5 separate regions of the Homo sapiens genome follow, and regions 2, 3, 4 and 5 are each linked to region 1. Evidence: chromatin loops called from intact Hi-C (ENCODE). Cell type or tissue: endothelial cell of umbilical vein. All regions are shown on one strand.

What was found. A loop is a pair of places that touch in the nucleus more often than their neighbours do. Peaks named below come from ENCODE experiments on the same cell type or tissue, not always from the same donor. Only the 100,000 strongest peaks of a DNase experiment are listed, where the experiment ranks them.
Region 2: a loop joins it to region 1, with 5 times the contacts of the local background. A loop is called at or near these places in 39 of 110 quality-filtered maps.
Region 3: it touches region 1 in a loop (10-fold over the local background); 38 of 110 quality-filtered maps call a loop at or near these places.
Region 4: it touches region 1 in a loop (4-fold over the local background); 17 of 110 quality-filtered maps call a loop at or near these places.
Region 5: a loop joins it to region 1, with 7 times the contacts of the local background. A loop is called at or near these places in 35 of 110 quality-filtered maps.

Annotation. Positions count from the first base shown.
Region 1 is chr2:237,671,161-237,676,160 of GRCh38, reverse strand. The region is part of intron 1 of LRRFIP1 (LRR binding FLII interacting protein 1); the gene reads right to left. Among named protein-coding and RNA genes, the nearest start is that of LRRFIP1, 46 kb to the right of the region's middle. RefSeq lists enhancers at 845-984, 541-1,087, 1,041-1,335, 2,456-3,081. In endothelial cell of umbilical vein, a CTCF peak has its summit at 2,959 (motif pointing left); DNase peaks (open chromatin) are centred at 630, 1,160, 2,320 and 2,920; H3K4me3 peaks cover 780 bases; H3K27ac peaks cover 3,367 bases.
Region 2 is chr2:237,613,900-237,618,899 of GRCh38, reverse strand. No RefSeq gene overlaps it. Among named protein-coding and RNA genes, the nearest start is that of LRRFIP1, 11 kb to the left of the region's middle. RefSeq lists enhancers at 3,627-4,417, 976-5,000, 4,418-5,000. In endothelial cell of umbilical vein, a CTCF peak has its summit at 4,317; DNase peaks (open chromatin) are centred at 1,099, 1,759, 2,089, 3,159 and 1 weaker place; H3K27ac peaks cover 4,747 bases.
Region 3 is chr2:237,579,240-237,584,239 of GRCh38, reverse strand. The region is part of intron 2 of RAB17 (RAB17, member RAS oncogene family); the gene reads left to right. Among named protein-coding and RNA genes, the nearest start is that of RAB17, 9.0 kb to the left of the region's middle. RefSeq lists an enhancer at 2,039-2,673. In endothelial cell of umbilical vein, a CTCF peak has its summit at 2,362 (motif pointing left); a DNase peak (open chromatin) is centred at 2,349; H3K27me3 peaks cover 228 bases.
Region 4 is chr2:237,510,722-237,515,721 of GRCh38, reverse strand. MLPH (melanophilin) reads right to left here. Exons shown (of 16, transcript NM_024101.7): 3 at 4,927-5,000; 4 at 4,621-4,733. MIR6811 (microRNA 6811) reads right to left here and starts at 4,791; the gene lies at 4,734-4,791. RefSeq lists enhancers at 1,938-2,438, 2,439-2,939, 4,320-4,820, 4,821-5,000. In endothelial cell of umbilical vein, a CTCF peak has its summit at 2,778 (motif pointing left); a DNase peak (open chromatin) is centred at 2,751.
Region 5 is chr2:237,602,721-237,607,720 of GRCh38, reverse strand. No RefSeq gene overlaps it. Among named protein-coding and RNA genes, the nearest start is that of RAB17-DT, 14 kb to the right of the region's middle. RefSeq lists a silencer at 3,293-3,473 and an enhancer at 3,125-3,628. In endothelial cell of umbilical vein, a CTCF peak has its summit at 2,571 (motif pointing left); DNase peaks (open chromatin) are centred at 2,550 and 3,890; H3K27ac peaks cover 2,085 bases.

The DNA of each region.
Region 1 (5,000 bases):
AATGCCCACTCCACCTTCAGCTCTGTGAATTTGGGGAGTCAGTGTTTAATGTGTACAGAATTTCAGTTTGGGAAGATGAAAAAGTTTTGGAAGTGGATGATGGTGATGGCTACACACTAGCGCACTTAAAACCACTGAACTTTACACCTAAAAATGGTTAAAATGGTAAATCTTAGAAATATTTTATCACAATAAAATTATGGTCAAAGTTTTACATTATAAGAAAAGGGCCAGGTCAACCTACTGCTTTACAGCATCCTGTCCAGCTATAAAAATAGTGTTTAAGACAAGTATGAAGTAGAATTGGAAATGCTTATGACAAAGATTATGACAATTATATCTCTGCAAAAATAAACAACACCTAAGGCCCTAAGGAAATACATCAAAATGGAGCCATGGGTGTTTTTATGTCACAAGGAAGATAGAGATATTTTTTTCTTTACTTTTCTTTTCCAGTGTTCTTTTTTCTTCCATGAGCAGGTACTACTTTTAAAGGGGGAAAATAACAAAGTTCATTTCCTTCCATAACTTCATTCGAAAAGAAAGGGAGGAAGAACAGAAAGAAAACCCTTTATGTTTTGTGTTCCTAGAGGCATTTAAACCCAGCCCAGGAAACGGCAATTAATCAGGCTGGCAACTGCTCTCAGCTCTCTGTTTTTTGGTATAGTGGATCCCCCTGGCAGGCTGGTGAAGCCTGTGGAGCATTCTTGGAATAATATTTTTAAACGCATGTAACGAAACATAGGGTTACGAAGGAAACTGATTATTCTGAAACACATTGTCAAAAAATATTTTTAAATCCTGATATAGTGTATCAATCAGAGCCAAGTCAGGAGAAAAAGAAATTACAGCAGTGATTTCAATAGAAGCAATACAGGCAGCCCCTAAACAGGTGTTGCTTGGCCGAAAAAGCAAAGGAGGCCTCATACCACAGAGGCGTCATCTCAGGAACAGCTAGGGCTGGAGACAAAGACCGGGGTGATGGTCCCAGAAGGCTTGGAGTGGGGACCCGGACCTCAGAGCGGGGGCTCAGGAGGGACTGGTGAGGGTGGTGTCTGGGCGTGTGAAAAACACTAGAAACAGAACCAACAACTGCAGCCAGGGTGAAATCCCGTTGCTGGGGTGACGCTCACAGAAACAGGAAGCAGGCAGGAAGCAGCGTGCTCCGGGCTCCCTCCTCCCACTGCCCAGGCTCTCTCTGGGGGCAGGGCCCGATAGGGCACAGCTCTGGCCCTGCAGCAAGGAAGGGAGGGTTTGCAGTGGAGAGGCAACAGTTCAACAGCCAGCACGTGCGTGCACGTCCTTATTCCACCAAATACTGACAGTGATGCATGAAACCATTTCCCCAGCTCTCAGCAACAACCCGAAAGTGACGGAGAAATACCTGTGGTTTCTATTGGTGCTGAGGTCACACTTCTAATACTACCGAAGGTTTTTGCCCGCATTCATAATGGAAGGTAATGCTACCCTTTTATTCCTATTCAGTTTCGGGGATCTCTGGAAATCTATCCAAAGGCCCCTGGGGGAATTCTTGGACCCAAGGTTAAGAATCCCTCTGGGCCTTTCAAGGTGTCAAATGCAGTTCTTTTGTCTTCCTTAATTTTTGCTTTTGAAAGTCACATAATTGACCATTGATACCAGGGTTTTAAAACAGGTTTTTAAAGCAAAAATAATAAGAGGACAAACACATGCCATTCTGCACAGCTCTCATTTAACTAACACTGATGGCCACTCCTGCAGATAGCAAACAGTCACTTTTGCAGTGTATCACATTTTGCCTATTTCTGAATGCCACAGAAAAGAAGGAAAATGCACAACTGCCCTTGCGTCCTTGCCCCTGCTCATCTGCGGGCGCAGGCTAGGATTCTGGGGGGCTGCAGAGCTCTTTCCTGTAATACCCCACCACCCACTTTGACCACGACCTAGATGTTGATGGGCACCCAGTTCATATTTCCAATCCTGACTCCTCCAAGCCTCAGCCCCTGCCGTCTGGACACCTCTTCCTGGAAGCCCCAAAGGCACCTCAAATGTGACAGATCCAAAGCAGAATTCCTGCTGCCCCCTGAGTCCCTTCCCTGCATTTCCTTCCCGCGGGGGCAGCAGCAGTGCCTCCTAGCAGGCTTCACTTGAAGTCCCTGTGCCCAGACTCATGTGTAAAGGAGAGACAATAATAGTGACAACTTCATAGGGGTGGTTGTTGTGAGGATGAAACGAGACAATAGACAGTGTTTGTAGACGCGCTCTGCACAGAGCCTTAGTGTCAGGAAACGCCCACCACTCACTGCCAGCTGCTGGCGCTCCTGAGACAGCCTCCGCCCACCTCTCCGCCCGTCATCGAGTCAGCTTCCTCTCTTAATGCCACTCCGTGCCCTCCCACAGCTGCTGTCTTAGAGCAGGCCTCAGCATGTCTCCTCAGAATGATCTGAATTGTCCCCAAACGGTACCCTCCCCGCCACTGCTGCCAATGTGACTTCCTTCATTCACACATTGATTCATTCCATCCACAAACACGGACCCAGGGCCTCCGCCGTGCCAGATACCACGCCAGCTACAGACAGAACGACCGACCGGGGGCAGCCGCACTTTCTGGGGAGGACTGATGTCAGACAACCGCACACCCAGCGAGGGTAACTGTGAGGAACCACCCCACGCCACGCCCCACGCCACGCGCGGCACTGGATGTACAGACAGGAAACCCAGAGGGAAGTGCAGAGGTGCAGGGAGAAGGTGAATCTGACCCCTCAGCTCTCTTGGCGAGACCCTGGCGAGGCTTCACCTTGAGAATGGGGTGACGTCCAGACTCCCCCCGGGCGCCTACCATGGCTTCCTGGCGAGGCCCTGGCATCCTGCTGCCTGCGGGCCCTCCCAGCGCTGTCCCCGCATTGTCCCATCTCCTACAGACCAGGGACACAGAGGTCTGTTATGCCGCCTGGTGGTGACTTAGAGCCTTGGAAAGGGAATTGCCATGTTTATTTTTTTTTCACTGAAACAGTGTATAAAGATGCAACGGTATTTGTAATAAAAGAAGGCCCAGCCCTTAGCTGAAGAAGTTAGGCTAATCCGTGTGGGGGTTTCATTTCACCTGAAGAGAAGGTCCCTCCTTCACTGTCTCACAAAGTGAGAGAAAGCACAGTGTGTGGTAAGTCTGTTCTTCGCCTAAAACGACGGAGCACGGTCATCGTATTGTAAAAGAATTTCTCATGCTTCGTGAAGAATGGAAACACTGCAACCATCTATATAAGACGCCAAAATTCAGTATTTTGTGGCTTAGCTATAGCAATACCTGGAAACACAGATGACTCAAATTGAGAGGTTATGTTCAGAGCTTCAATATCAGGGACATAGTTAAAAGGATATATCATCCACATTTGGATACTGTAAAGTCTTATTTCAAAATATGATAAAGTAGATATTCTCTTAGAAGAATCAGAAGGAAACCAAATTTAAAACACACCAACAGCGGGTGCCAGGGTGAAATCCTGGCAAGGACAAATATTGAAAAAATGGTTCAATATTTTTTCAGGAACAAGATAAACTTTGTGTTGAGGAGTACAGAAAATTCCCTGCTTTCTTTCCATTTTGACAGAGCCATCTGATCATAATGGAAAACTAATAGTTTTAAGATCTTTTATTTTTCAAATATTAAATTTTCATTGAACACAAAACTCTGACTCTCTTGCAAAAGAACTACATTTCTCACCTTGATTTTAAGAGATTCCTATTGCCAGTAGATAGCTATATACTGTCTACTATTTTTTAAAAAGCCACTAAGAAAACAAGAAGCTGGGGCATCGATCCTCACTCTCTAAAGTGATTGTAGAGCTAGCTTGCTGTGTGCGCTCAAGGAATTCTAGAAACCATGAGAAGGAACTGAAGGAAGGTGACCCAGCAAGGCAGGTTCTGCTGTGGTTTAAGCCAGTTAGCTTTTTTACTTTTCTGGATACAGGTGCTTGGTACAGGCCAATATTGTATATGATGCAATATTATATATTTTAAAGGATCTAGACAGAAAGGAAAAAAAACATTTTTTTCAGAGACAAATGCTATGTTAAACTACTTCTGCCTAAGTAATTGTCTGCTGAAAAGAACTATTTACTGAAACACTGAATTTGAAAAGAATGATACTGTATCAAGTCATATAATTTCGTTAAAGAAGCAGAAGTGGAAATAAGGAAAAGAAACCCTCAACCCGGTGAACAGTGAAAAAGCATTAAGAAAAGATGTTGCCAGACGGGTTAGTTACAGCAGTTAAATGTGATTTACTTAGAGAGGGCATCTAGTATGTTTCAAAAGGAATACACAGACACACACATGCATGCAGGCACACACACACATGTGCACACACACATGCAGGCACACACACACCTGCACACACACAGGCATGCACACGTGTGTGCACACAGACACATAAAGCAGTGCTGAGTAGGCTGAGGAGCTGTCTATGAGTGGTGGCCCTGTCCCTGGCCAGCTTCTCCTGAAGGGACACAGACACGGGGAGCAGGGGTGATGAGCTGCCCACTGCAGGGTGAGAGCTCCTGAGCCACTCCTTGCTGCCCCGGCTTCCGTCCCCTTACCTGTCTTCCTTGTCCCTGTGACCCCAGCTCATCCTACCACAGTTCCCTTTAGTTGCTGGAAGACAAAAGGCTCACATGACATGAAATGTATTGTTACAATAGGTTTATCTCTGATTTAAACGTCTCCAACTTTAAAGTACCCAACCTATAAGCCAGTAAGAGAGCATCTATTCTGTGCCTTCCTGGGTTTCTGATGTGTGACAAGCAAATTAGCATTTGTGGGATCACGGATGTGCTCCGATTTGTTTTCTTAAGTGGAGTTGAAGTGTTTCAGAGCCTTAGCTGGTTTGAAGGCCTCTGGCTCTCAGATCTGTATGGCTGTGGCAGCTTATAACCACTATGGACACTTGTAGGATATGTGTGTAGTGCAGGTTATCACACGAGGGACACAAGTCCATGGGTCACTGCTTGGAAAGGGAACTTCTG
Region 2 (5,000 bases), 57 kb after region 1:
ACTTGGAGACTTGAGCAGACACCGCATATAAGGAGATATACAAATGGCCAAGGAGATATAAAGAAAGGTGCTCACCATCTTTATCATCAGGGATATGCAAAATAGAACCACAGTAAGATATAACTTCACACCCACTAGAGTGTCTACAGTTAAAAAGACTGACAAGACCAAATGTTGGTGAGGATGCGGGGCAGCTGGAACACTCATGCATTGCTGGTGGGAGTGGAACATTGCACAGCCAGCCTGGAATGCTGTTTGGGAGTTTCTTGGAAACATAACCTACCATATGATCCAGTCATTCAACTCCTAAGTATTTACCCAAGAGAAGTGAAAACATGCCCATAAACAGACATGTACAAGGAAATCTGATTCACAATATCCAAAAACTGAAAACAATCCAATGTCCATTAACAGGTGAGGGGATAAGCAAATTATCCTAAATCACGGATGCCATACCATGTGGCAATAACATGAACCCCTAATGCAGGCAGCAATGTGAATGAATCTCAAAAACGTGTTGAGTGAAAGAAGCCACTCACAAAACCATATATATGGAATGATTCCATTTCTATGATATTCTAGAGCAGGAAAAACCTATGCTATGATGATAGAGTTTAGAAGAGGGGTGACCTTTGGAGGGTGGGTGGGTGGGTTGGCTACAAAGGGGCACAAGGAAATTTTGGGGGTGATGGAAATATTCTGTATCTTCATTGAGGTTGTGGTTATGTGGGGTGACCAGCCATGCAGTTTATCTGGGTGTAAGGGGCTTCCCGAAGGATGGGACTTTAGTTTTAAAACTGGACCCCTCTATGGTGTGCATGTGCACGTTTGCCAAAAGTTGCATGTGCAAATGCACACTTAACATTTATGCCTCTTATTATGTCTAAATCATACTTCAATTAAAAAAAGAGTATTTAAAAAAATCATGGTGGGAAAACAACCAAACCAGTGAAATCACAAGCAAGCAACAGAAGAGGGTGTTTGCCTTTGAGGTATCATATTGAACTCACAGTTTGATTGTAATAAATGTTGAAAGGTCCATAATGTAGGGGGCTGCCTGACTCATCACTTCCTCCAGGCTGTGGAGACCCAGACAATAGATGCTGGATAAACAGGTGCTCTGGAGGCACATTTAGTGTTTTGCACAGCTGACTCCCGTTTTCTAGAAGAGCTTGGGGGTTGGAGTAGTTCCATCTATTTGCCCCTTCTCCATTTTCACAGGGCCTCAGATACCCATGGCATTCGGTTCTCCTACAGAAGAACCACAGGTGAGTATCATCAGGACTCGACGATAAGGAGGAGACTCACCCACAGTCCCGGGCTGGCTTTACTGTCTCATTTGTGAAAAGGATAATGAAGCTCGCGTCTCCCCTGCCCCTCTGCCAGTTAATCACAGTTAATCCCATTTCCCGTGGTGGTTAGGGGCTGTTCTGCACTCCTGGTCACTGACTGAGTGTCTGTAACCCAGAAGACAGAACCAGGGTATGCCAGGCTGTGTGTGGATTTTGCTGCTGTTTTTCCATGAACTGTCACACAGCTGATTTTCGCTATAAGATGGCTCCTGCAGCCTTCGACAGTTCACACACATCCCTACATCCCGTGGGGCATGTTGAGTATGGAATCACGATGTTCCTCCACCATTCCGATGTAGCTAAGCAGCTTTTCCCCTTGAGGAATCACTGTATTTTTGAGCAAAACACCATCCTTATCAATCACTCAACCGCAGTCCTCCAGAACGGAAATGTAGCACAGATGTTTCAGATCTCTTTCAATGTTATAGGAAGACGCTTACCATATTTTTGGCAGTGGCTTTTAAAAGCACTCTATGTCCTTGACTTGCCAGTTTTAAAATAGTACAAACATTTCATCAAATTTTTTTGTTGTGCTGAATAATGCTCTGAAGACTTTTTCATGAGAAAATCACTTGAGATTTCTCTACATTGAGATAGCACCCAACAATTGAACACCTTCTGGAGAGGCCTGGGCTTTGCTTTATTTTAGTCTCAGCCATAAACGACGCTCAAGGGGACAGGCCCATCTGAAGCGTTCTGTGCCAGCTTCCAGTCTATTTTAGGAACATAATAGGAAAATAGTTTGCCACTTACTCATTTGCATCCTGTGCTCAAGTAGAATTCTTTCTATCAACATCCCCAGACAAAGAACAGTTCATAAAATTAGCTACAGTTTATAAAATCCAGGCTGGCCTCAAGCAGAACAAAGATGATGTGGGTTTTCTTCCTATGGAAGATTTTTCCTACACTGAAATGTTATCACAATGCAAGACAGGGCCATCGAAAGGATGAAATGAAATCACCCCTGTGTGGTCCATTGGCACAAAGCTCAGTGCCGCTGTAAGTGCACAATAGGGCCCCTACTGTGTGCAGTGTGTGGAAGGAGAGATACTGGGATGAGTGAGGCACAGTCCCTGCCTTCAGTGGGTCTCAAGATGTCAAAGGAGTGATGAGTGTGTAGATAACCAATCCTGTGCAATGACTGCATCTCGCTGGGAAAATCAGGAAGGAGCACTTGCTGTAAGGATGGATATTGGACGGGCTGTAGCAGAGGAGAGTCCAGGCAGAGGAAGCCGGACCCTGCAGCCTCCATTTCACCTGGTCCTCACGGGTCATGGTTTCACTATAGTAAGCGTGGAAGTTCTAAACTGTCTCTGCATCCTCTTTGGAAACTCCTGTCTGGTCACTCTAAGAAGGGGACTCAGGATCCTTGCTCAGCAAGAGACCTTAGCTGTTGACCAACACTGCTGCCTGCCCTGATGGAACAGAGATAAGATACCCCTCCCAAAAAGAAGGAGGGCCTCTGGCCTTGGACTGGAGAGGAGGTGGGATGGGTCAAGGCCTGATCCCGAGAAAGAGGACAGCCCTCCTGAGCAAGCCCAGATAACGGGACAAAGACTAAGATGTGCCAGTGTCTGGCTCAGAAAGGAGACAGATATTCATGTGTGTGTGTGTGTGTGTGTTGTGTGCGTGTCAGAGAGAGAGAGAGAGAGGAGAGAGAATGTCAGGTAGCTCATTAACTTTCTGCTTCCCAATCTCGGGTGAGAACTTGCTTTAGTCTTTTCCTGCTGGTTGATGAATGGATTTTAGGAAAAGCCATTGAAACAGTATACTCAGATTGTTTCAAATTGTTTCATTTCCTAAAGGGATGTGGCAGTTCCTGCATTCACATAGCCATTGAGTCCTGTGCTGGTCCCTGTGTGCTCCAGGTGGGAAGCCTGACCTTTTTGTTTTTGTATTTTTCATTTACCCACCCATTCACTCGCTCACTCACAAATTCAACCAATATTCACGGAGTGACCCTTGGGAATAGGAGAAGTGGTGCATTCTTCTTTGGCTGAACTCAAGGTGAAGGCAAGTCGCCTCCAGGATACTTGAAAGGCCCTCTTTTCTCTTGCCCCGTTATAGCATATCTTGTGGTTATCAGGGCTCCCACAATTGTCATCCTTGGAATAAAAAACCTTCCTCTGTGCAGTCTCACTCCAGCTTCTCCCCCAGTTCTGCCTCCTTGGAAAATGTCTTCTTCCGGACCCTGCTATGTTCTGGGAGGATAATTTCCTACTCAGGCCTCAGTATTTAGGGAGAAGAATCCTCCCCAGTGAACCTGGATAGGAAAAAAGATAAATGGAAGCAGACCAGGTTTCTGCTCCCACTTGCCTGGTTTCTAAATTGGTATTTTCTTCCAATGCATCCATAGCATTCCTGGGGGTTGGGGTTGGGGGCTGAGCGCGTCTGATGATTCTAACAGCTCCTTATGTCTTAGGGGCTTACCATATACTGTTACTACAACACGTCTAGTGCCCATGTGAATAATTTAATTTTTATATTGTTATTTAACTTGCGAAGCTCTCTTTGGGCTCCTCGATAGACAATAAGCTCTCTGAGGACAGGGATTGCTTTCTATTTCTGTGTGGCCCCACAGTTTCTGGCACAGTTCTGGGAGCTTGGGAAGGTTTCTGATAAGTACTTAATGAAGGATGAGATCTACTATGCAAGAGAAGGGGTGCGTTGACTCCATCCTGTGCTGGTCACAGTGCTCCTGGGAGTTTGGTTTAGTCCTGGGAATAAATTTAAATGGGAAATTCAGAGTGTACAGAAGAGCAACTGGGGGTTAGATGCTGTGATGAAGCTGAGCAGAGTGGACTGTCGGGATTACCAAGGGCAGAGGAGGAGGCCTGGGTGAGGTTCCCAATGCAATGGGAGGAGGGCTGCTCTCAGAACAGAGCCTGAGGGCGGAATGGGGTTTCTTGGCAGCACAGGGTCTCAGGACAGGATGTGCCGTCAGAGACAGCCCAGAGGAGGCGCTAGTGTCAGGCAGCGCTAGTTCCAGGGCGTGATAACAGGTGTTTTATGAAAAATGCATTTCAGCTCCAGTACCTTTGGGGAATGCTGCAGTTAACAAAGGTAAATAGGTCTCAGCACTGTGAGACTGCTGGAGGTCTTTGATATGCAATTGTGCATTGACTCTCTAGGAAGGAATGCCAGGAATGGTCATTCCAAACCCACTTGACCCCTTATCTTGGAAACACATCATACAGGTTGAGCATTCACAGAGGCCAGTTATGGAGATAACAGAGTACAGGGTCTGTCTGACAACACATGGGCCCAGGGCCTTTCCCGTTGTAAGCCTGCAACAGAGTGACGCAACCACTGAGCCGGGCCCCCTCTTTGGTGCTTCCTGTGGCTTTCTGAACAACCACTGGCGTCTTTCCTTCCCCCCTGGAATCAGAATGCCTATTAGGTACATTTGTTCTGATAACTTGAAACAGTATATGACCAGGTCAGTCGTCATGCTTTGGAGTTTGCAGGCAATGCATGGTTTAATGATGATTATTAAAGTGACAGCCATCCCTTTGTGGGGTCTCTGTTCTGCTGAGAACTCCCCTTTGCTCAGAGCTTCCTCCTTCCACCATGTTTGTTCATGTGCTTCCTGCTCCTCCACCCACCTCCCCAAGCTTCCCAGCCCTTGATGACCCCATGTGAATTTGG
Region 3 (5,000 bases), 92 kb after region 1:
CCACAGAGAGCTGTACCCACAGAGCACCCACCTTTCTTGGGTGGGGGTGGGGGGGTGATGTGTGGGGTCTGTGAAGCTTCAGGGTGGTGCCGGGCATTCTGTATTTTACAGGTGAGGGGGATGGAGGCCCCGACAATGAGGCGCGAGGCCCTAGTTCCTTTCATTCCAGCAAGCCAGGGTCCGAGCATCCCCCTCACACCTGCCCTGCCTGTACCAATTGCCTGCCCTCTCTTCAGGGGGCCTACCAGGGTCGGGGGGTGAACAAAGCTGGGCTTGCTGGGGAGTCCTAGGCCAGGTTGGGGGTCTTTGCTTGGGGGGCAGGCCTGTATGTCTCACTCTACTCCTGGTCCTCTGTCTGGCCCCGCAGGGGCCATCCCCCTGCCGGCAGCTTTCAGATGAAAGCCAGGGCCTCCCTTCCTCCAAGCCCCTCTCTTCCAGGCCTGGGTTTATCTCCTCTCTCTGAGGGGAAGGACCGTTCTACAGGCTGGGCTCTGCCTTTCACCCAGAACTGGTGGGTGGAGTCTTTGTTCCCACTCTGGGTCTCTGTGATGGGGCCGGGGTGGGAGGCTGTGGGCTGTGGCCCGTGGCACAACGGGGAGAGGAGAACAGCCAGATTAGGTTAGCCTGTGGCTCATGAGCTGCCTTCATCCCATCAGCCTCCAACCCTGGGGTCCGCACTTTTGTATTGAGCACCTCTGTGTGTGGGCAGCTGTGCCGGGTTGCGGGGTTAGAAATGTGGAAGCTCCTTCCTTTGCTGTTGGCTGAGTCCCCTGTGGGAACCATGGTCTCCTCTGCTTCCATCCAAGTGTCTGCGTCACACCTTGGGATAATATTACAGCTTTTAGAGGTAGATATTACTGTAACTATGGATAGATGTCATGCAATTTATTATTATCATTATGTTAATTTTTTTGAGACAGAGTCTTGCTCTGTCACCCAGGCTGGAGTGCAGTGTCTCACTGGAACCTCTGCCTCCTGGGCTCAAGCCATCCTCCCACCTTAGCCTCCAGAGTAGCTGCTATCACAGGTGCGCACCACCATAGCCAGCTAATTTTTATATTTTTTGTAGAGATAGGGTTTTGCCATGGTGTGCACCACTGCACCCGGCCTATGTTAATTATTTTATTATTATTTTTTTTGAGACGGAGTCTCGCTCTGTTGCCCAGGCGGAGTGCAGTGGTGCAACCTTGGCTCATTGCATCCTCTGCCTCCTGGGTTCAAGTGATTCTCCTGCCTCAGCCTCCCGAGTGGCTGGGATTACAGGTGCATACCACCATGCTGATTTTTGTATTTTTAGTAGAGACGGAGTTTCACCATGTTGGCCAGGCTGGTTTTGAACTCCTGACCTCAAGGAATCCACCACCCTTGGCCTCCCAAAGTGTATGTTAATTATTAATCCTCATTATAATAATTACATGATCACATATTATAAATGTGGATATTGCCACTTTTAGGATGAGGAGATGGGATGTGCTCACTCCTTTAACTTACGTGCTTTGGGGGAAGAGTGATCTGTGTTGCACAAAAACCCTTTGAGAGCAGACACTCCTGCTTCTTTTGTCACGTGTGGCTTCAGCTTTTATCAAGAACACTGGGCTCCTGTCCAGGGGAGAGGGTAGGCCAGGAGCAGAGCCTCAGAGGAGAATGGGAGTGCTGTCCTCACAGGCGGCCTGGAAATGCAGGAGGCAGCACGCCCAGTGCTTGGCTGCAGGATCCCCGAGGGAGGGACAGGATGGATGGCCACAGGCATGCCACTCCTTCCCTCCGTCTGGATTTTTTCCCTGTGAAACGGGAGTGTAAACACCTTCCTGGAGTGGCCTCTCCATGAAAGGTTGCTGTCACCCTGGGTGGCTTAAGGTCACCAAGGCCGGCCCTGTCCGAGGGGTCAGCCTTCAGGAGGATTGACTCAGGTCCCTGGGGCCCTCCCGAGGGTCTGGTTCAGTCGACAGGTGTGTGGGGTGGGGCCCACAGCAGGACATGACACAGGTGGTGGGCTCAGCTCCTGGCAAGACACCGTCCATCCAGAGGAAGCAGGAAGCAGAGCCAGAAAGGGACATGGACTCGAGCCCTGAAGCTGGAAAGCCAACGTGCTGGCTGGAGCCAGAAGAGCAGGCAGGAGCAGAGGCAGAACGGACGGGAGTCCGAGGGACGGGAGTCCAAGTGAGCGCAGCCTCCCGCCCACCCCCGCCAGGGCCTGCTGCGGAGGTGGCAGCTTTAGGAGCCCCTGCTGTGTCAGGGACGGGGGCTGGACCTCCCCATGGACTGCCCCCACTGTCCTAACAGGCCACAGCAGGGGAGATTCTGTGCGCTGCTGACTTTCTGCATGACATCTTTTGGAAGGATGGTGACATCTAGTGCTTGTGTGCACATTTGCCAGCTGAAGCCACAACTAACCCCAGACTTGTTGGGCTTTTTCCAGGAAGGGGACGGTGACAAACAGGTACTGAGCACATTCAACTTGGCACCAGCTGACTTCCCTTCTAAATCGAGAACGTGGCTGACGTCCTAGAGCCCCCAGAAAATAAGTTTCCATTTCATGTTCCTTTCAATTTGTCATCAGCTCACTATTTTTACAAAACAGCCAAGTGCTACAGAGAGGGCTTCAATGAGCAGAATTGGCTGTTTATTTAAATTAAAAGGTAAAAAAAGCAAAACCACTTAAATGATATTAACATTTAGTAGAGAGGCTGGGCGCAGTGGCTCATGCCTATAATCTCAGCAATTTGGGAGGCCGAGGCGGGCAGATTGCCCGAGCTCAGGAGTTGGATACCAGCCTGGGCAACATGGTGAAACCGTGTCTCTACTAAAAAAATAAAATTAAATTAAAAAAATAAAATTTAGTAGAGGAACTTTTTTTTTTTTTTTTAAGATGGCGTCTCATTCTGTTGCCCAGGCTGGAGTGTGGTGGTATGATCACAGCTCACTGTAGCCTCAACCTCCTGGGCTCAAGCAAGCCTCCACCTCCACCTCTTCAGTAGCTGGGACCACAGGTGTGCGCCACCACACCCAGCTAATTTTTGTGTTTTTTGTAGAGACAAGGTTTCACTGATCTTAAGCTCCTGAGCTAGATTGATCTTCCCTCCTTGGCCTCCCAAAATGCTGGGGTTACAGGCATGAGCCACTGTACCCAGCCAAAACTTTATTTTTTAATTACATTTTGGCCTTAGCCATGGAGATATAGAAATGTGGTTAGTGGGTTTCTGAAAAAGGTTATGATAATAAATGCATGCTGTCTTCCGGGTCAGAGCCACGGAGTGCACGAGACTAGGTTGCCTCAAATACCTGTCCAGGGGCCCACCTGAGGGCCTTACATCTCTGCAGGGAAGGGAAGGGTCTATGTTCTGTAAATAGCCAAACATTGACTATTATTATGCATTATCATTGCTTGGACTAAAACCCATGCCCTCCTTGGAAATTTGCTGGAATTTTACATTAGTGTAAATTCAACCACCAGCCATCATTTTCCCTCCCCTCCTCCCCCCCCTTCTTTTTTTGAGGCAGAGTCTCACTCTGTCTCCTGCTGCCCAGGCTGGAGTGCAGTGGCACAATCTTGGCTCGCTGCAACCTCCACCTCCTGGGTTCAAGCGATTCTCCTGCTTCGGCCTCCCGAGTAGCTGGGACTACAGGGGCATGCCAGCACACCTGGCTAATTTTTGTATTTTTAGTAGAAACAGGGTTTCACCATGTTGGTCAGGCTGGTCTTGAACTCGACCTCAAGTGATCTACCCACCTCGGCCTCCCAAAGTGCTGGGATTACAGGCATGAGCCACTGTGCCCAGCCTCCAGCCATCATTTTCAACATGGAAAAGGAAAATATGAGAGGCTAAGATTGGTAAATGGAGGAAGAAAACCTGAATTTTATGCTCACGTTTCACCCTGCGCCAGCTTTTAAGATAAAACCAAATTCAAACTGAGAAATGTGATTTGAAGTGATGGGAAACAGAAAGATGTGGATAAAAGGCCCACGTTTTAAGACAACAAGTCCACAAAGAGCAAAGAGGACAGAAAGAAGAAGCAAAATTCATATGCCCTTTCTCTCCTTGCTCAGGCGATTTAACAGCCACCCTGGGTGAAGGGCACCATTAGCTCCTGCTATGGATGAGGAAGCTGAGACTTAGAAAGTTTAAGCAAGCTGCCATCAGATCAGCTGATGGGTGTACATTTATATTCTGGGCACGGTCTTCATTCTGGCACCATTGTCAATCCAGTGGAGCATCTGGTGTGTTCAGAGGTTTATAGCCGGTTCAGTCCCGACAGTTGCCCCATCTAAGCTGGAAATCACTGGTCCTACTGTCTGGATGGAGACTGCAGCTTTGTTTGACCTGGGGAGTTGGTCTGACTTCAAGTTCCTGGACCTGCAGGGAACTGCAGGACATGCGGGCAGAAGAGCCCAGGCAGTGGTTTCCGTTTAGGAAGAGGTTGTCTCATGATAGAGAAGCACGGTCTTGCTGCACCATGCTGGAAAGCTCTGTCCAGCCTCCTGTTCTCTGTCCAGCCTCCTGTTCTCTGTCTAGTGGGTGCAATTGAGTTTCTCCCACCCGTAAAGAGGCGATTAAGTCCTAACCCCCGGAACCTGTGAGTGCGACCTTATTTGGAGAGAGGGTCTTTGCAGATGTAATTAATTAAGGCCAACAAGATGGAACTTAGGATAGCCCTTAAGTCCAGTGACTGACATCCTTATAAGAAGGGGAGAGGACACAGCCACAGAGGGGCAGCCACGTGAAGACAGAGCCAGAGATGGGGGTGATGCAGCCACCAGGAACACCAGGGTTGCCGGCAGCCCCTGAAGCTGGAGGAGGCCTGGAATGGATTCTCCTTCAGTCTCCGGAAGGAACCAACCCAGCCAACGCATCAGTTTTGGACCTCTGGCCTCCAGAACTGCAGGAAGAAATTTGCTAATTTGAGCCACTCGGCTCATGGGACTTTGTTTTGGCAGCCGCAGGACACTCATGCACTGTCCTTGGAGTGTAAGTTTTTATTTTAAACATGTGGCTCCATTT
Region 4 (5,000 bases), 160 kb after region 1:
TGGAGCTGCCTGTTTCTATTAATCCCAGCCTCTGCCCTTTGCTTGCACCCCTGGTAGTTGTGGGGGATGCAGGCACTCCTGCAGTTATGACCTCTGATACCTCAGTATCTCCTTTTCCCATTCTCAGTTAACAGCATTTCAACCAGTTCCTTATGTGAAACGACCGCGTGGTTTCTGTTTTAGACATTTCCCTGACTGGCCCACCTGTGATCCCCGTGGGGATCCTATCCTCATCTCTCGGGCCTGGGGCCCCTCTGCAGGAAACTCCTCCCTTGTGGTTTTCACTCCCAGAGGCACAAGTGTCCCTATTCACTGGACTGGCTGTGCTGACTGTCCCCAAGTGGGGACAGCAGGGCCTGGCTCTTCCACAGCACTACCCTCAGGACAGCCCAGGACCCGGCACCTGGCGAGCATTCGGCGGATGTACTCAATCAATCACCGACGCATCTTCCAAAGCCTCCTGCGAGATGGAGACCTCACTGTGCACCTCCTTTCATCCGCCCCCGAGTGCCGTACACCCTCCTCCGTGATGTCCACACCAGCTTACAATTCTACCATCGACTGGGCCTTGGGAAGCTCTGGGTTCTCAGGCTCTGTCCTGAGCCAGCAGTGATCTTTTACATGGGTTGGAAAATTAAGTCTCATTGTACAGTTTTCCATTTATAATACAGAGATAGAAATAGTCAACCAGTTGGCAAAACTGGAAATCTGAACGACGGACTTTATAACAAACAGCTGAGATCAGGTGACAAGCACACGCTGTTACTGCCTGTCCTGCCTGAAGCTGCCACTGCCATTCACTGCTTTGCTGCCTGTTTAGGAATGTCTGGGAAGATGCTGGGGTGAGTCAAGGGGACCGGCTGCCTGCCTGGGCTCAGAGGGCCTCAGTTTCCCCAGTGGAAGGAAAGATGGGGGAGGCAGCATGGTACATTTTTTACTTAAATCTTTCTCTTAAAGATAAAAGCTGTCAAGGGTTTTAAAGGGGCCTGCAGGTGCCCGTGTCTGAGCTCTGACAGGTCTATTTTTACACACTCAGCGGATGCCTGCCTGGCTGGCAATGCTGCTGGGGCTCAGAAAACAATGCCCCAAATGAGGGCCTCAGCAGCAGCCTCAGAAGCAAAGTTTCTCTCTGACCTTCTCCTGCCCTCTTGTCTCTCAGGCCCATTCTTCCCCAAGGCCAGCCACAGAAACTAGAATCCCTCTTCCCCAAGGCAGGACATAGAAACCAGTATCCCTTTCTCCCAAAGCCAGCCATAAAACATACAAATATCACTCTTTCCCTCTACTTTTCTGTGTAAAAACTAGCCATAAAGAAATTATCTGGCTGGGCATGCACGGTTTATGCTTGTAATCCCAGCACTTTGAGAGGCCCAAGTGGGAGGACTGCTTGAGCCCAGGAGTTCAAAACCAGCCTGGGCAACATAGTGAGAACCCATCTCTAAAAAAAAACATTAAAAATAAAAAAAGAAATTATCTGACCTTCCTTGTTTGACTTTAGGTCATAAGACCCTCACTCCAGAGAGCATCCCGCCCCATTCTCGGAGGAGGAAAGGCCAAGAAGAATCCAGGCAGACAGACCTTGCTAGGTTCCCCACTCAGCCTATTAGCAGCAGGTCCGGCCTTGTTATATAATCTTCTTTCCACACGCAGTCCACCCTTTCTTGAACCTAAGCATAAAAATGGACAATTTCCCTGCATCTGTGGGTCTGTATTCTGAAGGCTCCCATGTATACACGGTAAACACATTTCTAAATCTTTTGTCCAATGAATCTGCCTTTTACGAGATGATTTTTCAGTGAACTTTCAGAAGGTCAAGGCTTTTGGCTCCGAACGTGCCCAGATGACAGAGCCAGAGAGCAGACCTGGTTTTATTTTTGTTCTCTCTGGACAGTGAGTGCCTTGAGGAGACGCATCCCAAACCAACAGGCAGAGACCCCGTGAACTCCCCCTGCACCCAGGGATGCGGAAATGAGCTTTCTGGGGCCTGGGGACCCACCTGTCAGGGTGATGTCCCCGGCCCCCACAATGAACATGAAGAGGAAGTATCCCAGGATCTCAGGGATCCTTTTAGTGTTGGTCCCTTTTGTCACTCTGCACTTGGGCCAAGGGGGCAACATTATCCTACCTATCTGATCAAGTCATGCTAAAAAAAAGAAAAAAACCAAAAAAATTCCAAAAGATTTTCCTTGTTCCTGACATGGAACAGAGATTTTCTGACCACTCTTGATAGGAGAAAACAAAAATAAAACCACATGAGCATAAAGAACCTAGTGTTGACGTCAGGCGAGGTCTGCACTGTCAGGCAAAGCTACCACCGAGGGAAAGAGGGAAAGGCACTGGAAGGGAAGGCACGGGGGTAGGGGGACTGGGTGCCCAGCGACCAGTCCAGGGGTTTTCCCTTCCTTTCTTGGCCATCGGCCATCGAAGCTGCTTCCTGCAGAGCCTGCCGCGTCCTCTATGGAAGGCCTTGGTGAAACACCAGCACTCTGAAGGTTCACTCAATGAAGACCCCCAGAGGCCCACTTACTAGCTGGACAAGGTCTGCATTAGGCCCTGGCTGGGTCAGGTTTCAAAACATTAACCTTAAGCTTTTTTACCCTCCTTTTTTTTTTTTTTTTTAAAGGCACAGCTTTCCCAGTGTTTGTGTTCCTTGCTTGCGCCCTGTTTTAATGTTGTAGTTACAGGTGTCCAGCAGGGAGGAATGCAGCCCCTGTGGGCGCTTGGGGGAGCTGCTGGGAATCCAAGTTCAAGGAGCAGCTGTTTTCTGTTTTCTGTTGCCCCACAGCGCCACCTCCTGGCCCCTTGGTGGTGATGATTTTGAAGTCAGCAGGTTCTGGTGGGCCGTGTGAACTCCAGCAGCTCTGGGCTGAGCTGTGGAAACACTGCGTCCTTTGAAATAATACAGCTTCCTGAGCCCACCCCAGTCCCTAAAGACTGCCTCTGGGGTTGAGATTCTGAGATGCTTGACAGCATGGCTTTTCCCGGTGTTATGTGTCGTTTCTATCCTTAAGCCTGTTAGGGGTGGACTGGAGGCTGGACCAAGCTCCACTGGCTGCAGGAGGACCCTTCTGTGGGCTCCAGGCTGGCCGTGTGCGTGTGGGGAGGTGGGATTTGCTGCTAGGCTTCATGATCACTGTGAAGAAGCAGCCCCCAAGAATAGGGTGATAGGCCCTCCCCATGTCACCGGCCGTTCCTAGTCACATCTGTTGTTGCAGCATGTTATCAGTAGAGCCTCCTTTTACTCTTAAAAATGCCCTGGTTTGGATGATTGATCATACCTGCCCCCATCCCCACCCCACCACCCAAAAAGTGCAGCCACCCTGTGGTGTGCGGTGTACTGCTCCAGCGGTGCCTCTCCGTGGCCTCTGTCCTAAATTAAACGATGGGCTAAGATGCCTTGAAATGCCTGCAGCAGGCCCGGCGAGAGCTTGAATGCTCAAAGGTGTCTATGCCAACTTCTGCTTCTTCAATCAAACTTGAGGCTTTAAGAGACAGGCACGAATAAGGTGTCTCTCCAGAAGGAAGGCCTGGGGGAGACGCCTGGGCTGGGGCATGGTGAGGACGCCCCAATCCAGAAGCACAGCCTCTGCCCTGGACGTGCCCAGCTGCCGGAGCCAGGCGCTGCCTCGTGGCCCTGGAGAAACTCGCCTTGGTCTTGCAGATGGAGTCATCCAGGACACTGAGACCCCAGACACCTGGCTTGGTGGCGGCTGTCCCACCCGAATGCTTGGCCGGGCTTAGTGGCAGAAGCCTTGGACTCCAGGTAACAGGGACAAGGTGAGCTTTCTCAAAAACACTGATGGGTTAGCTCCCTTCAAACTCAAATGCAAAAGACCCCCCGGCATCCTCCCACCCTCTCCCTGAAAAGATCTCTTCCAAATGCCTTATGGGGGATCTTACAGGCGAACACATTGTTTAGTTTAAGCCTACTGCCTGGATTTCAAATTCATCATGAAATAAATACTTGGATTCAAAAGATGAAAACAACTGAATTACAACAGATTTCTCTAAATCTTGATAATCACCAGATTCATGTGAAATGTTTGTTGAAAAGAGAGAGCCTAGGCCCCAAACCAGATGTCCCAGGGAAGAAGGGCTTGGAAAACATGTAGTATTAACAAGCACCCTGGTGATTCAATCAGCAGCTGGGTTTCAGAAACTTGGCTTTGAGTTCTCAACTTACTTTGAAGATTTGAAAACAATATAATTTCAAATATTGGCAACTTCAGCAGCACCCAGGACTTCTGAGGTGCTCAGACCAGGCCAGTGGGATGCAGAGGTTTGCACCTCACATAAAAAGGAGCCAATTTCACAGGGCACAGTGGCTCACACTTATAACCCCAGCACTTCGGGAGGCTGAGGTGGGTGGATTGCTTGAGCCCAGGAGTTCGAGGCCAGTCTGGGAAACATGGTGAGATGCCTGTCTCTACAAAAATTAAAAAAAAAAAAAAAAAGCAGCCAGAAGCAGGAATTCACAGAGAGGCATGTGCATGCACACACATGTGCACACACACATGCACACACACACGTACACACACACATGCACACTCCAAAGGAACCTGCTTTAATATTCCTAAAATGCCTGGGAACAAAAAGCCGTTCTTACTCTCCACTCCTTACCTCCACCCTGCAGCCGCCCGTGGAGGGACCGGATGACCTTGGCACTTCCGAACCTCTTGAAGCGGGCTTTCACATGCTCATAGTACCACTCCAGTGAGCCGATCTTCACGACTCTGCAGGGACAAGCACAGGCTCATGGCACTGCCTGAGTGCTGTACACAGGCCTGCATAAATCTCACACACACACACACACACACACACGAGTGTGTGCATGTGTGCGTCCACCCTTCTTCAGCTAGCCCCATGGAAGGGACACGCCAGATCCAGAAACTATCAAGGTCATTTTACCTCAAGGCCTGGGCTCACCTGGCCAGATGGCAGGGGTCACAGATCCAGCCCTGCTCCTCCGGGTGGACGCGGCCACAGCTTTTGCAGGTGAA
Region 5 (5,000 bases), 68 kb after region 1:
CCCAGAAAGGCGGAGAAGGGGTAGAGACCCAGAGAGAAGGGGTTGGGGTACTTGCCCCTCCCCCAGAAAAGCGGGACTTGCCACTAAGGGTGAAGGACCAAGGCAGGCATCCCTGTGTGGTCTGACACCTCTGAAACCTGGGTGAATAATCAGAGAGGCATCCCTGCAATGATTAAACACCAAGGGAAGTCTGCCTTCCCTAGTCCGTGACTGGCGCCAGAGTTTTGGGTCCACAGATAAAACACATCTCCTTTGTCTCTACCAGAAAATGAAAGGAATTGAAATTAAGAGAAGGGAGAGATTGAAGAGCGGAAAGGAGAAAGTAGTTGAGGGATAGTGAGAGAGGTTGGAGAAGAGAGTAAGAAGAGGCCGCTTACCCGATTTAAAATTGGTGAGATGTTCCTTGGGCTGGTGGGTCTGAGGACCTGAGGTCGTAGGTGGATATTTTTCATGGAGCAAAGAACAGGAGGACAGGGGATTGATCTCCCAAGGGAGGTCCCCCGATCCGAGTCACGGCACCAAATTTCATGAGCGTCCATGTGAAGAGACCACCAAACAGGCTTTGTGTGAGCAATAAAGCTGTTTATTTCACATGGGTGCAGGTGGGCTGAGTCTGAAAAGAGAGTCAGCAAAGGGAGATAGGGGTGGGGCCATTTTATAGGATTTGGGTAGGTAAAGGAAAATTACAGTCAAAGGGGGGTTGTTCTCTGGTGGGCAGAGGAGGGGGTCACAAGGTGCTCAGTAGGGGAGCTTTTGAGCCAGGATGAGCCAGGAGAAAGAATTTCACAAGGCAATGTCATCAGTTAAGGCAGGAACAGGCCATTTTCACTTCTTTTGTGGTGGAATGTCATCAGTTAAGGCAGGAACTGGCCATCTGGATGTGTATGTGCAGGTCACAGGGGATATGATGGCTTAGCTTGGGCTCAGAGGCCTGACAGCTGGGGTGGGGGAGCCTAATGCAGGGCCGGCGGCACAGGCATGTCACCCCTGCATTCCCTCGGGGCCTGTGCTCAGAAGGACCCAGGCTGGGTCAGATGCTCTGTGTTAGGCTAATAACCTCCCAAAGGGAGTTAGTTATGTTACGTTCTGTGTTAGTTTCCTGGGCTGCCATAAGACCTTACCACAAGCTGTGTGGCTTATAACAGAAATGTATTGGCTCAAGTCTTGCAGGCCAGAAGACTGAATCAAGGTGTCAGCAGACGTGGCTCCTTCTGGAGGCTCCGAGGGTGAATTCATTCCTGGCCTCTCTCTGGCCTCTGGTGCTCCTGGTGGTCCTGGGCGCTGCTTGGCCTGTGGACCATCACCCAATTTCTGCCTTTGCCTTCCCATGGCCTCTTCCCTCTGTGTGCGTTTCTGTGTCCAAATCTCTCTTTTCTCATGAGGAAGCCAGTCATTGGATTTAGGGCTCACCTGAATCCAGGATGACCTCATGTTAAGACACATTCTAAGGTGCCAGGTGGACATTAATTTTGCGGGGACACTCTTCAACCCAGCACAAGCTCCTAGAGTATAAAAGCTTCCTATATGGCTTGGGAACTCCCAAAGGACAGGGCCTGGCATAAATGCCCAATTTGCTTCTTTTTTTTTGAGACAGAGTCTTGCCCTGTCACCCAGGCTGGAGTACAATGGTGTGATCTCGGCTCACTGCAACCTCCAATTCCTGGGTTTAGGTGATTCTCCTGCCTCTGCCTCCCGAGTAGCTGGGATTACAGGCATGTGCCACCACGCCCGGCTAGTTTTTGTATTTTTAGTAGAGACACGGTTTCACCATGTTGGGCAGGCTGGTCTCAAACCCCTGACCTCGTGATCCACTTGCCTCAGACTCCCAAAATGCTGGGATTACAGGCCTGAGCCACCGCGCCTGGCCCATTTGCTTTTCTTTTAAGAGACAGGGTCTCGCACTAGCACCCAGGCTGGAGTGCGGTGGCATGATCTCGGTTCACTGCAGCCGCGACCTCCCAGGCACAAGCAATCTTCCCACCTCTGCCTCCCAAGTAGCTGGGACTATAGGCACACGCTACTAATCCCAGCTAATTTTTGTATTTTTTTTTTTTTGTAGAGACAAGATCTGTCTATGTTGCCCAGGCTGGTTTCAAACTCCTAGGCTCAAGTGATCTTTCCCCCTTGGCCTCCCAAAGTCCTGTGATTACAGACCTGAGCTACTGTGCCTGGCCAACCAATTTGCTTTTCACAGAGACAAATCTCCACAAAAGGCTGACCTTGTCATGAATATTTATGACATCTAAGGCATTATGGGTTGAACTGTCTCTCTCTAGAATTCATATGTCCAAGTCCTAACCTCCATACCTCAGAATGTAATCTTACCTGGGGAGAAGGTCTCTATGGTGAGGTCACCAGGATAGGCCCTAAACCAATATGACCATGTCCTTATGAAAAGGGTAAATTTAGACACGCAGACACACACATGCCATGTGACATGAAGGCGGCGATAGTGATGCTTCCACAAGCCAAGGAACACCAAGAATTCCCAGCGAAGCACCGGGAGTATGGAACAGATTCTCTGCAGAGCTTCCAGGAGGAGCTGCCCTGCCACCTTCTGGCCTCTTCTCGGGCTTCTGGCCTCCAGGACTGCGAGACAATCAGTTCCTATTGTTTAGGCCACTCAGGTTGTGATAGGTGGTTACAGTAGCCCTGGCAAAGTCACACACAGGGCTGGGGGCAGCATTGTTTCTCCGCTTTCTTTCTTTTTTTTCTTTTGAGACGGAGTCTAACTCTGTCACACAGGCTGGAGTGCAGTGGCATGATCTCGGCTCACCGCAACCTTGGCCTCCTGGGTTCAAGCGATTCTCCTGCCTCAGCCTCCTGAGTAGGTGGGATTACAGGCACGTGCCACCACACCTGGCTAATTTTTGTATTTTTAGTAGATACGGGGTTTCGCCATATTGGCCAGGCTGGTCTTGAACTCCTGACCTCAGGTGATCCACCCGCCTCGGCCTCCCAAAGCTGGGATTACAGTCGTGAGCCACCACACCCGGCCGTTTCTCCATTTTCTACGGGAGACATGTTTTCCACATGTTTGGACCGTCCTTTGGGGATAACTGTGAGTGAGCATCTCACTTGAGAACCTCCCTCACATCCTCCACGTACTTCGCCCACGGTGGGGAGGTGGGGAGGTGGGCCCAGCAGCCTGTGGCCTCGGTGTGCTTGCTGCACATGGAGTGGACCCCATGTGGCCTCCTCCAGTGAGCCTCCAGGCTTGGGATGGGCCAGGTGCTGGAGCAAGTCCATTCCAGAGCTTGGTTCTTTTAAAAATTTCTATAATATATATACATATATTTTATAGACAGAGTCTTGCTCTGTTGCCCAGGCTGGAGTGCAGTGGCACGATCATAGCTCACTGCAACTTTGAACTCCTGGGCTTAAAGGATCCTCCTCCCTTAGCCTGCCAAGTAGCTGGCAGCTAATTAAAAAAAAAAAAGGGTGTTTTTAAAAAAAAAAAAAAATTGATTGGGGGGATCTCACTATGTTGCCCAGGCTGGTCTCGAGCCCCTGGCCTCAAGCCATCCTCTCGCCTCAGGCTCCCAAAGTGCTGGGCTTACAGAGTGAGCCACCGTGCTGGCCAGAGCCTGGTTCTTAGTGGGCCAGTCAGGGAATTTCAATGAAAAGTAAGGAGCCAAAGAAAGAAGACAAGGAAGTTGAAATAGGTCGGGGCTGAGATAATCCTTAGAGATCAACATCTCGGGTCTCAGTTGTTTATCTAAACCGAGCTGAATTCCAACCCCCACCCACACCTCCTGCATCTTCCCGGGGCTCTCAGCTTTGCTTTTTCAGAACGGTTTTCATTGTGTGTGTTGCCGCTGGCTGGATGTGAGGGTGAGTGATTTTACCGTAGCATCAAGTGTAGCCCAGAGCAACAGATGAACTCCGGAACAGAGTCATTTCCTGGATTCTGCCCTCTGGGTTCTAGATGCTTCCTGACAGTTCCGTTTCTTGACGTGCAGTTGCCGAGTCAAAGGCTGTGTTGTTGAATTCATTGCTACGCATCCCAGGTTTGCCCTCTCAGAAAACTGCACTGCCAGACAGTCTCAGCAACGGTTGGTGGACAGTCTCTACTGTTTTGCCAAAGCTTGGATGTGATGAGGCTTTGCCAATCTGACCTCCATGCTGACCGGCTCCTGCACGTGCTGGTGAGGCCGAACGCTCCTGCTAGCGCTGCCTGCACACCTGGGACTCACTTTCAGCGAATTGTCTGGCTGTGCCTTTGTCCATTTTTTGCTGATTTATAAATCAAGGATTTTAAAGCCACATGTTTGTGGCAGTTATTGTCCCAGCATTTTGTTTTATCCATATGCTTTTCTTGATATACAGGTGGCTTTCATTTGCAGAGGTCATTATTTCCTCCCTCTTATGGTTTGGTTTTTGCATTTGCCTCTGTGGGGTAGGTTAAGAAAGTTGTGGATTTGAATCCTTGTTCGATAGCTACGTAACTCTGGGGAATGTACTTAATCTCTCTGAGCCTCAATTTTCTCATCCGTAAAATGGGGATAACAATATCCACCTCCCTGGTTTGTTGGTGTGTATGGAAAAACTCTCTCAAACTGCGTTTTTCCTCTTTCACTCCACCACCACCTCCACAATCATCAACACAGAAGACGTCTGCAATAAAAGGCGTGGGGGTTTCCCCACACATTAAGCAGTGGGCCCCAGCTGGGTGTTCAATTCTAACACTGTCCACCTGGAGATAGCACCAGATCCCACTGGGTGGGGGGCTCAGTCCCCACGACTGCCACCCACCCCAGACACCAGTCATAAGCCTGGGCCTCTCGAACTTCTGACGGATGGGCTTCAAGTTGGGGTTCCCATGACCTCCTCTCTGTGTTGATCAATTTGCTGGAGCAGCTCACTGAACTCAGGGAAATAACTATGTTTGCTGGCTTATTGTAAAGGATGTTACAAAGGACACAGATGAAGAGATGCGTAGTGCGAAGTATGGGGGAAGGGGCAGGGAGCTTCCAAGCCCTCCCTGGACACATCATCCT